2 separate regions of the Homo sapiens genome follow, and region 2 is linked to region 1. A link is an interaction called in ENCODE POLR2A ChIA-PET data of the cell type or tissue named here. Cell type or tissue: Panc1. All regions are shown on one strand. Each heading gives the region's core, and the rest is flanking DNA. Links, peaks and the distances in the headings are about the cores only.

Evidence for each region. Peaks named below come from ENCODE experiments on the same cell type or tissue, not always from the same donor. Only the 100,000 strongest peaks of a DNase experiment are listed, where the experiment ranks them.
Region 2: POLR2A ChIA-PET joins it to region 1 with 15 read pairs; 1 of 35 experiments calls an interaction of 5 or more read pairs at or near these places.

What each region holds. Positions count from the first base shown.
Region 1 is chr7:116,555,710-116,561,629 of GRCh38, reverse strand. It overlaps CAV1 (caveolin 1), which reads right to left. Exons shown (of 3, transcript NM_001753.5): 3 at 451-2,684. The coding sequence ends at 2,343. Among named protein-coding and RNA genes, the nearest start is that of CAV1, 34 kb to the right of the region's middle. In Panc1, for the core only: no CTCF peak of the experiment used is centred there; no DNase peak of the experiment used is centred there; H3K27ac peaks cover 1,151 bases.
Region 2 is chr7:116,344,563-116,350,607 of GRCh38, reverse strand. It overlaps LOC124900233 (a long non-coding RNA gene), which reads right to left. Exons shown (of 3, transcript XR_007060487.1): 3 at 1,091-1,249. Among named protein-coding and RNA genes, the nearest start is that of TES, 140 kb to the right of the region's middle. In Panc1, for the core only: no CTCF peak of the experiment used is centred there; no DNase peak of the experiment used is centred there; H3K27ac peaks cover 4,463 bases.

The DNA of each region.
Region 1 (5,920 bases), core at 1-5,000:
TAGGAGTCCTGAAGGTAAACTTAGCCAAGCAACAAACATAAATTGAGACTGCAATATACCTCTTTAAAACCCAGTTAAGGCATGGCAAAGTTGAAGGCATTGGCCCCGAATGCAAATTGTGTCTTTCGCTAAGTTAAGAGTATTAATATCCATCACACAAGCTTGCTGGGGGCTCAAATTAGATGACATATAAAACATTGGGCAAATTGCTAAAAAAACTTTGTTATTAATTATAACTTTTATCTGAAGCAACTCATAAATGGTGATGACCTTAGCAGAAATATCCTAAGTGACTTTGTAATAATTTTAAAGTGGGAGACCATTACCCCCCACAAACACATACAAACACATACACACACTATGCACATGCTCATTACATACAAATACATAGACATACACAGACTCTGACACATAAACACCTGTTTTGGGAAAAAATAATAAAGCTGACTGTTTAACCGTTAAACATTTTTATTGTGCAGGCTTGTAACCTTTACAGGACATGCATGATAAAAAATTGTAAAATATATCAGTAAGCATATAAAATTTCAGCAATCTTTTGGACCAGTAATTGATTTGCATGAGGGACTAAGCATCTATGTAGAACAGACATGTCTTGGAATACACAGTTTACAGATTGAATCACAAAGCCATTTCCTAAGTGATTTTCTTCATATAAAGATAAAAATATCTTTACATTTAAAAAGTATGCAGTATAGCACATTTTCAGTTATGTACACAGTTTAAAAGTAAAACTATATCCATGCCAGTGTCTGTTTTAAATGCAAAAAGTCAAAGTAGGTAACAGGTTGGTAATTAAAGTGTCAGGAAGACTGGAAGAGGCAAAAATCAAGCAGAGTTCCAATAAGTGTATGAAAAAAAAATCATAACTGAAGGTTTAAGAAAAGTCCCCAAAGGCAGAATCACAATATGAGCAGGAGGAATAAAAAGCTTTTGGATATACCAGGCAGCTTTCTGTACGACTCAGGTTTACAGGTGAAATTCCTCAGTTTGAGTTCAGAAGAATTTGAACTTATTCCAGCAAAATACTTCAATCTTTTTATTACTGCCTCCTCCCCCATCTTCTTTCTGGGCAAAGGGATGCTTGGATTAGGTCCAAAGCTCCTGGCAGGGGGAGGGGCCATGTGTCACAGCATAACAGACGGTTGCAAGTGCTTTACTGAGCAGGGGTCAGGTTTGCAGCAACTCTGATAGGCTCACACAATGGCCTCCATTTTACAGCCCCTCCTTGGAGGCCCACTGATCAGCTGAAATGGGAACACAATGTTGAGCCACTAAACCACCCCGGTGATGGATTAGTTTGGATTCAGGAAAGCGTGATTATTCTTGAAAATAAACGAAGCTGAATAGACATGCTGACCTCATTCAGTTGATGAGAGGCAGGGAAAGCTGGCTTCCAGGACTGCCAGCCCACAGAGAGCTCAGCCCTATTGGTCCACTTTAATTCATTTCATTGGGCTAGTGTCAACCATACCCACTACGGATAAAGATGTTGCCAGATGAAGCCCAGAAGTGAGCTTCACCAGACTCTGTAGCTCAGAGTCAGAAACACGCATGGAAAACTAGGTCATGGATATTCTAATTTTGGTCTTCAGGGAGGCTGCTGACCTAAAGCGAGTTGCTGAGTTAGACCCTATTTGAAAAGGAAAATGTGAAAAACAGGAAGGCACTGAGGTCTTGTTATCTACATAACAAATATTCAGGCACAGAAAATATCATAGGTTAAAATTTCAAGAAGAGTAAGGCATTAGTTGGATCATGAGAAGGCAGAAGATTATGTTTTCTAACTTGTAAGGATCACTGGATCCTACTGGATTATGAAGTGAATGGCAGTAATCCACTAACTCCTTAAACAGTGGGAAAAGAGTTTGCTGAAAATCTGCCCACATACTTGTACACTCCATGGCCATACCCTGGAATTCTTCCCTTAACATAAAATGACCAACATTTTGGAGTAGGCAGTTGAGGTTGTTGGTTCTTTTCTTTTTTTTTTTTTTCCTCCTCAGTTCTTCATATTTCTCTCAAATTACCTTTCAACAATATGTTCATATCTCAGCCAATAAAGCGATGGTTGATCCACATGCAAATAAAAAGGTAAGGAAAAAAATTTAAATGGGTTTTAAAAATTCAGACTGCCAAAAATAGATGAAATAGCTCAGAAGAGACATAATACTTATGAAAACTGAGAAAGTGATCTTTTTATTTTCAACCAAGATAATTCAATTCATAAATTGTTGCTGTATTAGCAACTTGGAACTTGAAATTGGCACCAGGAAAATTAAAAGGAAAAAAAATCAGGTATACTTCTATCCTTGAAATGTCATTTATATTTCTTTCTGCAAGTTGATGCGGACATTGCTGAATATTTTCCCAACAGCTTCAAAGAGTGGGTCACAGACGGTGTGGACGTAGATGGAATAGACACGGCTGATGCACTGAATCTCAATCAGGAAGCTCTTAATGCATGGTACAACTGCCCAGATGTGCAGGAAAGAGAGAATGGCGAAGTAAATGCCCCAGATGAGTGCCATCGGGATGCCAAAGAGGGCAGACAGCAAGCGGTAAAACCAGTATTTCGTCACAGTGAAGGTGGTGAAGCTGGCCTTCCAAATGCCGTCAAAACTGTGTGTCCCTTCTGGTTCTGCAATCACATCTTCAAAGTCAATCTAAAAGGAAGAAGTGACACAACATGAGCACAGAATAGAAGAAAAGAGAAAAAAAACCCACTATTCAGTATCCATAGACATATACTGTATTAGCATTTATGAGTTCGTTCTTTGTGAGATGCTTAAAGGCAACCAGCAGCATCAGCATCACTTGGAACTTGGGAACACAGATTTTTTTCATTTTTATTTTTTTGAGACAGGGTCTTGCTCTGTCACCCAGGCTGGAGTGCAGTGGCATGATCATGGCTCACTGCAGCTTCGACTTCCCAGGCTCAAGCAATCTGTCTGCCTCAGCCTCTTAAGTAGCTGGGACCACAGGTTCATGCCACCACACTTGGCTAATCCTTTTTTTTTTTTTTTTTAAGAGATGGAGTCTCACGATATTGCCCAGGCTGGTCTTGAACGCCTGAGATCAAGGAATCCACCCACCTTGGCCTTCTGAGGAGTTGGTATAATAGGATGAGCCAATAAGCTGACCTGAAACACAGATATTTGGGTTCCCCTTGGACCTTATTATCTCTCAAGGGTGGAACCCAGGATATTTTTAAACATGTTCTCTAGGTGTTTCTCTACCACACAAAAGGTTGAGAACTACAGCTCTAGAGAAAACCAAATGGATGTGATTAAATTTCTTGACTTAAAGTAAAACCCCCAAACATGGATAAGGATACGAGGCACTCAGTACAATGTAAGGAACATGACATAATTTAACTGCCTTTGAAGACAACTACACATGCAATGTTAAGGGGCAGTTAGTTGATAATCGGTTAACAATTCTTCAAATGCCCAATTAGCATAATTACTTCAGGAAATTAGATCATGGTGTGCTGGGAGGCATCAAGAAGGCTTCATGAGGTGGGAGATTTGAGCAGGGCTTGGGCAATTGGCTGATTTGGAGAGGAAGAACAATGGGACGTTGGAAATGTGTCAAAGCCCCAGGAACAAGCAAGGGTGTCATAGTAAGTGTCTCAGGCAGAATAGACCTGTGTCACCGAGGCTGGAAAGACAGGTTGAGGCCAGACTGAATATTATTTTACAGACAGTGGGGTCTATGGAAGATGTGGGAGCAGGGGAGTGTAGCCACAATCGATGCAGTAGTTTATCAAGATGAGTTTGACAACCGTATGCACACTGGGAGAAGGAGGAAAGAGACTCAAGGCAGGGAGACTGTTGCTGTCACTCAAGTTTGAAGGGCCAGGACTGGAAAGGTGGTCATAAAAAAAAGAAAAGAAAAGAAGGTTCCAGAGATGCTAAGGGAAGAATCCACAGGACTTGGTTAGCTCAAGGGTGGGGATGAAAGGAGCTGGAATGCAAATTTGGCCCCTTTCCCAATAGCTCTCCCAGGTACATGTTCACCCAAACAATTAATTACAGGAAGTTTTATCCCTCTGTAAAGATTTATATAAACTACACTGAAGCACAGGATTAAAAACAGAATTACCAACAGAAAGGTAGGACAGAGCCAGTGCAACTGCTTGGCAGTGACAGCTATAGGAGGGGATTTAATGCAGTTTGAAATCCCAACAAGTGGATGACTGACAGCAGCGACTCAGGCAGGCTCAGGATTAGGGAATGAGGACTGCCATGACTCCACGGAGCTACTCAGTGCCAAAGAGCCACCTTTGATTCAACAAAATAAAATGTCTTCTGGAAAAAGCACATGATGCTTACCAATTTTTAAAGTTTATTTTGTAGAACATTCTGTTTCTTGACTTATTGTCCAATGTTCTAATAATGTAATGTGAAAAAAACGGCATGGCCACAATTATGTAAGTGAGCTTAAGTAGATGTATTGTCACTCATTTTTCTTCACCCATTTGGATCTAGACACAGGGTAAACATTTAGTTGTGTGTTTTAAAAGGTGGCAAATACATGGCAAATCAGGTCAATACTTTTATGAAGTTTCTGTGCAAATTATTTGTCTATTATGGGTTTGTGTTCTGACACTGCATTCTTCCCAAAACTATCAAAAATAAGGGGCTCTGGTTTTCCTGCATTCAACTGCAAGACACCTAAAGAATTTTATTTTTTAAAGATGTCTTTGTTTTGTAAGAGGATTTGAAGGCAGAATTAAAATACTACAGCAGGTGTTCTTAATCTGGGGTCAAAAGATGGGCAATGGTCATCCATGACTGCCCTGAAATGGACACACATTTTGAGTGTATAATGGGAAATGATCCATCACCTTTATTAAAAAATAGTCTATTACCAAAGAAGGTTAGGAAGCAATTTACCGGGAGCAGAGGATTCCTACCTCTTTACAGAGCAGACCCGAAGCAGGTCTGCCTTGAGATTCTTTTCCTAGGAGGGGAAGAGTTGTGAACATTTGTTGACTAGTTGTGATCAGACACTGTTCTCATTTAACTGACAACAACTCTATAATATAGTATTCTCACTTTATAGAAAAAATGTGAGGTTCAGAAATGCTAATGAGTTGTCCAGGTAAAAGAGAGGTAGATTTGAGGCTTAAATCTGGTCTGAAAGTTATCAACTTTCTTCAATATTGTACCACTTTACAAAAATGGTTTTCAAATTTTATCTAAGGTGAGTATGCTATTTCATAATTAAAAGGCACGTTAATAAAAAAGAGTTTGCCAAATTTAACCCTCTGGTAACTGCAACAATTCTCCCGGCATGTTCTTTGAGGACAGTGTTACACCATATACACAATTGGTCCTTAGTGAAGATATTTAAAAACATGAGTGTGTAAGATTTCTTAATAATAATTCTATTTTTCTAAGCATAAATTCAAATTATTTTTCAATGAATACATAGGAGATTCTTACACTTTCTTTTAAGTTGCTTACTAAATTTCTGGATGCCTGCATTTTCAGTGAAACTGCATTTTCAGAAACTGCTAGTGAGCATGATTTATCCTCAAACGTCCAAGTGAATTTAGAGCAGGTCTCCAGGGGTGGAAAGCAACATGACAAAAATAACATGTTATATAAATATATTCAGTTAGTTATTGCTGCTTTAGTCTTTGAAATTTAAGGCAGTTTTAAAGAAAACTAAAAGTACAGCCAATTAGGTGCAACTGAAAAAGGAAGCAAGGCAGGTTAAAGAAACAATAGAGGCAGAAATAAAGCTTAGTTTCTTTCTACCTCCATTTACACAGCAGTAATTAGTTTTAGAGGAGTACATGAGATAATTTATTTAAATTACTTAGCTTGGGTGCAGAGCATAGCAATATGATTAGTAAATGCCCAAAAAATAGTAGCATTTAAAAAATCTC
Region 2 (6,045 bases), core at 691-5,690, 210 kb after region 1:
CCCAAGTTTCTCTCTCTTAGGAAGACCTAGTTTGCCAAATTACCTGCAATTACTCCTATGGAAGGCCTAGTAGCAGTGACCTCTTTGACAAAGGGCCTTGAGAGAGAATACCGTGGAAGACATCATCATAGATTTTTGATACAGCATACCTAGACTCAGTTTCCTTCTGGTGTTACAGCACAGACCAGTTGCAATGCTAGTACCTTGTTATCCCAGAGCAACTTGGCTTGGACTGTTTGGCTAGTAGGATCTCTTAAATTTACCACCATGTGTCCAACCAACACTGAATGGTCAATAATGTAAATTGCAATGCTAGTTCTTAAGGATCCTTTGGGGATGGTGTCAATGGCTTATCCTTTCTCTAGCATGATATCAGCTTTGCCTGGGCAGAAGAAGCAGAGACACCACCCCTGTAGGCTGACCAGCGGTTGGTGTGTCTGCACTGACTGGAGGGTGCTCTGGAGTATGCAATCCTGTGCAGCAGACCTTGGTGACCATCTTGGTAAGAAAGCTGTGGTTGTTGGATGGGCATAGCAGTTATAAAAGAGGATGGCTCCTTACTTGCTATGACCTCTGCAATTTTGCCCCATTTGACAAAAGTGATTCTAAGAACTTTGCATATGTCCGATTTGATCCCGAATGAAATGACTGAAAGAAGATTCATTGACGATTTCATTGTGAAATCTGCTATAACATTATTCTGCTGCACATTATCAAAGAAGTGCCTTGCGTAGTAAAGTACAGAGATGGCACAACTTAGCACTGTGTACATTTTGCTAGTTCTGTGTTGAAAATATATATCTGAAAAATTTGACCGTTGTTTATGAGAAGTTTATTTCTATTATCCCACAAGACTGTCAGGTGTGCTCATGAAGCAGCAACAAAATAGCTGAATGAAAAATCTATTGTAGGATCTCCAAACATTCAGAAGCATAGCACGCTTTTTCTTTTACAGACTTTTGATTTTGTTGCCACAAGGCAGCATGTAATCTCATCATCATGTAAATCCTAGGGAGCAAATTTTCTGGCAGAAATCTTTCACTGTGCCCCAGAACAGCACTTTAAATGTAGGGTTTACCTGGGTCTTAGGGTGGAGGTTGCCTCAATTGCTTTCTAGAATTTCTTGTTGTTATCCAGCTTAATTTTGAAGAGTAGCTCGTCATCATTTCCTTTCTGCCTCACTCCATTCCTCTCTCCTCTTTTCTTCTCTCCTTCAACAAATGTTATCTCCAAACTGTATGATGAGTTTCTGGTGAACATACAAGTATTAAATATGATCCTTACCCTCACAAAACTTTCTTCTTGTGGGGAGAAAGTATAGAAGAAACATCACAACCATGCTGGCTGGTAAGAATTATATTTGGAGTGTTGTGGAAAACATAATTGGACACCTAACCAATCCTGGATGGAGCGGGACAGTTGAGTGAGAAAGTGTAGTGTTAGGGATGGTATCTGGAAGAGATGATCCCAGGTGGTGTTGGGAAGATGGAAGAGAGCCTGTTTAAAGATATGGGTGTGGAAAATGGAAGTAGACAAATGCATAAAGTCAAGGGATTAGGTGGCATCAAGGAAGTGGCAAATAGTTCTGTGTTACTGAAAAGCAAAGTAGATGGGTTGGGGAGGTTGGAGTACAAGAAGTGACTAGTGAGGTAGGCAGACTAAGTCAGGGATAATGTTGTATTTGTTTATGTTAAAGATTTTGGAATTTTGCTGAAGAAGTATGGAGACATTAAAGAATTTTAATGATCAAGTTTTCCTGTTACCCATATCATTCTAGTGATGTGTAGAGTATAGACTGGATGGCAAGTCTGGAGGTAAGAAAACCTATTAGAAGGCTATGGGAATCGTCCAAGGGAGAAATGATGAGGGTCTGATCTAAGGCAATGACAATGTGATGGAGATGAGAGGATGGGCTAGAGAGAATTTGAAAGGGTATAATGACAGGACTTGTGCTTAAATAGATTTGTTGAAAAAAAAGCACAAACAGGCCTTTGTCGATGAGGTCTTTATTGCTGTAAGACCATCTATTCCAACCATGTCTAAAGTCCCTGGAGATCCAACCAGAGGAATTCAAACTGAACAACTGCAAAAATTCGTAACTCCACAGAACACATATCAAACGCTCTGTGCTGTGTCACATGCTTGTGAAGGTCCATATTTGAGATTCTCCAAATTTTTTAACTTTTCTCAGGAAATATCCTCTCTAAATAACTACTGGAGATACAACAATTAATTTTTCTAGCATAGAGCCCCAGGATTAGCCTCCATATACTTTTCCTTCTAATAGGTAATTTGGTTTTTTTTTTCCAACTCTATCAGAAGCTTTATAATCCATGTCTTTTTAATAATTATTCTATAACAAAGACTCTTATCTAAAAAGTCATGGCAGCCATCATAATTTGACCTACTTGCAAAACTTTTTCTTTTCAGCTTTTTTGCTCTTCAATCAGTTAAAACTAATATTAATATATTATTTTAGTTTCTACATTGTTGTGTTACAGCTAGTGATTGTTTTTGCATTCTGCAAGCACAGGTGTCCACATGTAGTGAAGGCTGCCCCTGAGCTGTAGCTATTCTTTCGTGGAGCTTTGAAGGGTTTTCATACTCAGAGTGAGCAGTTAAGGGGAGCAAGCAGGGAAGCCAGGCAGGAAAATGGTGATTGGCCAAAGGACTGTCTGTGGAGCAGTAAAGTCAGTTGCAAGTCTTACCTTTTGTACATTAAATGGTGACAGTGACTTTTTACTCTCACTCTAAAATCCACATTGTATATGTCTAAAGAAATGGAATCATCAGCCTGAGGACTATGACATCTTGCTCATTTACTGAGGAGTCAGATTTTGTACAACTTCAGTGTACACCTGAACATGGGTGTAAGACAAGAAAGAGTGCCACACACCAGAATGGCTATTGAGAAGCTCAGAGGCTGGGTCTAGGCCCTTATTCTAAAATTCGCTGCCTTGAATCTAATGTTTCAGGTTGCAGCACCTGATTAAAGCCTTCTTCCTTGGCAATACTAATTGTTTCAGTGATTGGCTTTCTTTTGCAGCAAGCAATGGGACCTAGACCGAATCCCTGGCCTTTGTAGTAACAAAAGCAGCAAGAGAAAAGCAACCTGCCATATACAAGGGCTACTCAATAAGATTATGAGCAAATTTGTCATGAGAGAATTTGAAGGCCAACGGCAGTGGGCCAAAATATTAAGAGTGCTAAAAGTAAAACAAAGAGTAAGAGTAAGTAAGTAAAACAAAAAGTAAAAAGTAAAACAAAAAGTAAAAGTAAAAAAGGTCAACCTAGAATCTTATATCTAGCAAAATTGTCCATCAAAAGTAAGGCAGAAGTTAAGACATTCCCAGATAAAGAAAAGCTAAGGGAGTTCATTACAACTAGATATTCTCTGCAAGAAATACTCAAGGGAGTGTCCTGCAGGGTAAAATAAAAGGACACTAGAGAGTAATGTGAAGCCATATGAAGAAATACATATCTCAATAAAGGTAAATTCATAGACAATTATAGAAGCTAATATTATTGTCACAATGGTCTATTACTTTTGTTTTCTACATGGTTTAAAAGACTAATACATTAAAAATAATCTAAAAGCTGGTAATATTGTAATTTTGACTTATAAATCCACATTTTTTAACATAATTTAAGAGACTAATACCATTTAAATAATTATTAATGTATTTTGGACATCATGTATAAAGACATAATTGTGTGACATCAACAATTGAAAGGGGTGAGAATGAAGTTGTTAAAGGAACAGAGATTTTGTGTATTATTGAAGTTACTTTGGAACAAATTCAAATTAGAATGTTACAACTTTAGGAACTTAAGTGTAATCCCCATGATAACCACAAAATGTAGCTATAGAAAACAAACAGAAGAAATGTGAAAGGAATTTAAATGTTTCACTACAAAAAAATAAACACAAAAGAAGATAATGATATAGGATGTGAAGGATGAAAATGCTATAAGGCCTACAGAAAACAAATAGCAAAATGACAGAAGTATGTGCTTACTTAACAGTAATTGCTTTAAATGTAAGTGGCATAAGCTCTCAAATCAAAAGACAGAGATTGGCAGAATGAATAAAATACGTGATTCAAATATATGCTGTCTACAAAAGACTCACTTTAGATCCAAAGATACAAATAGATTGGAAGTGAAAGGATGGAAAAAGATATTTCATGCAGATAGTAACCAACATAGAGAAAGTCTGGCTATACTAACATCAGACAAAATAGTCTTTAAGTTTAAAAAGTTTACAAGGGACAAAAGAACATTATATATTAATGAAAGTTTTAGTATAGCAAGAAGATAGATCAATTATAAACATTTACTCACCTAATCACAGATCATGAAAATATATAAAATAAAAACTGACAAAATTGAAAGGAGAAATATAGTAGTATAATAATAGAGACTTCAATATCTTGGTTAAGAGGGTGTTGTTTAATTTCCACAATTCTGTGGAATTTTCCAGTTTTATTTCTGTTATTGATTTCTAACTTCATTCTCTAGAGATGAGAGAAGACATTTAATCAGATATCTATTTTTTTAAGTCTATTGAGACTTAATGTGTAGCCTAATATGTAGTGAATCCTGAAAAACATCCCAGATACAATTGAGAAGAATGTGTACATTGTTGTTGGGTAGAATGTTCTGTGTGTGTGTGTGTGTGTGTGTGTGTGTGTGTGTATATATATATATACACACACACACACACACACACACACACACACACACTATATATATATATTAGATCTAATAGATCTGGTTGGTTTATTGGGCTGTTTAAATCCTCTGTTTCCTTACTTATTTTCTGTCTGGTTGTTTCATCCATTATTTTTTATTTTATTTTTTGGAGACAAAGTCTGCCTCTGTTGCCCAACCTGGAGTGCAGTGGCATGATCTTGGCTCACTGCAGCCTCAGCCTCTTGGTCTCAAGCAATTCTTCCACCTCAGCCTCCCAAGTAGCTGGGACTAAAGGTGCATGCCACCATGCTCAACTAATTTTGTTTATTTTTTGTAGAAACAAGGTCTCAGTATTTTGTCCAATCTGGTCTCAAAGTCCTGGGCTCAATAGTTCTCCCTTCTTGGCCTCCGAAATTGTTGGCACTACAGGTGTGAGCTACCATGCCCAGCCTAGTTTTATTCATTATTGAGAGGAAGAATCACAAGGGAAATTAGAAAATACTTACAGATCAATAAAAGTGAAAACACAACATACCAAAATTTAGGGGACACAGCAAAAGCAATCCTGAGGGAAAAATTTATAGTTATATATGCTTACACTGTAAAACAAGAAAGATCTCAAATCAGCAACCTAACTTTACAACTTAAAGAACTAGAAGAAGAAGAATAAATTAAACCCAAACTATCAGAAGTAAGGAATTAATAGATTAGAGCAGAGATAAACAAAATAGAGAATAGAAAACCAATGGTGAAAATCAATGAAATCAAAAGTTAATCACTTAAAAACATCAATAAAATTGACAAACATTGGCTAGATAAACTAAGAAAAAAGGGAGAAGACTCAAATTACCAAAATCAGAAGTAGAAGTGGGGACATTACTACTGACTTTATAGAAATAAAAAGGATTATAAACGTGTTATGAACAATTATACTACAAAAAATTGGATAACCTACAAGAACAACTTCCTAGCAACAAGAAGAAACCTACCAAGACTAAATCATGAAGAAATAGAAAATCTGAATAGAAACTTGTGAGAATATTAAATCAGTATTCAAAATCTCCCACCAAAAAAAAAAAAAAAAAAAAAAAGATCTGGACCTGATGGCTTCACAGGCAAATTCTACCAAACATTTAAAGAAAAAAATAATAGCAATCTTTCCCAAACTTTTTTTAGTTGAAGAAAAAGAAACACTTCTAAATTAATTTTAGGAGGACAGCATTTACTTGATATTAAAGTCAGACAAAGAGACTGCAAGGAAAGAAAACTGCAGACCAATATCCGTTGTAAATATTGATTAAAAAATCCTCAACAAAATACTAGCAAACCAAAATCTGCAGCATATTAAAA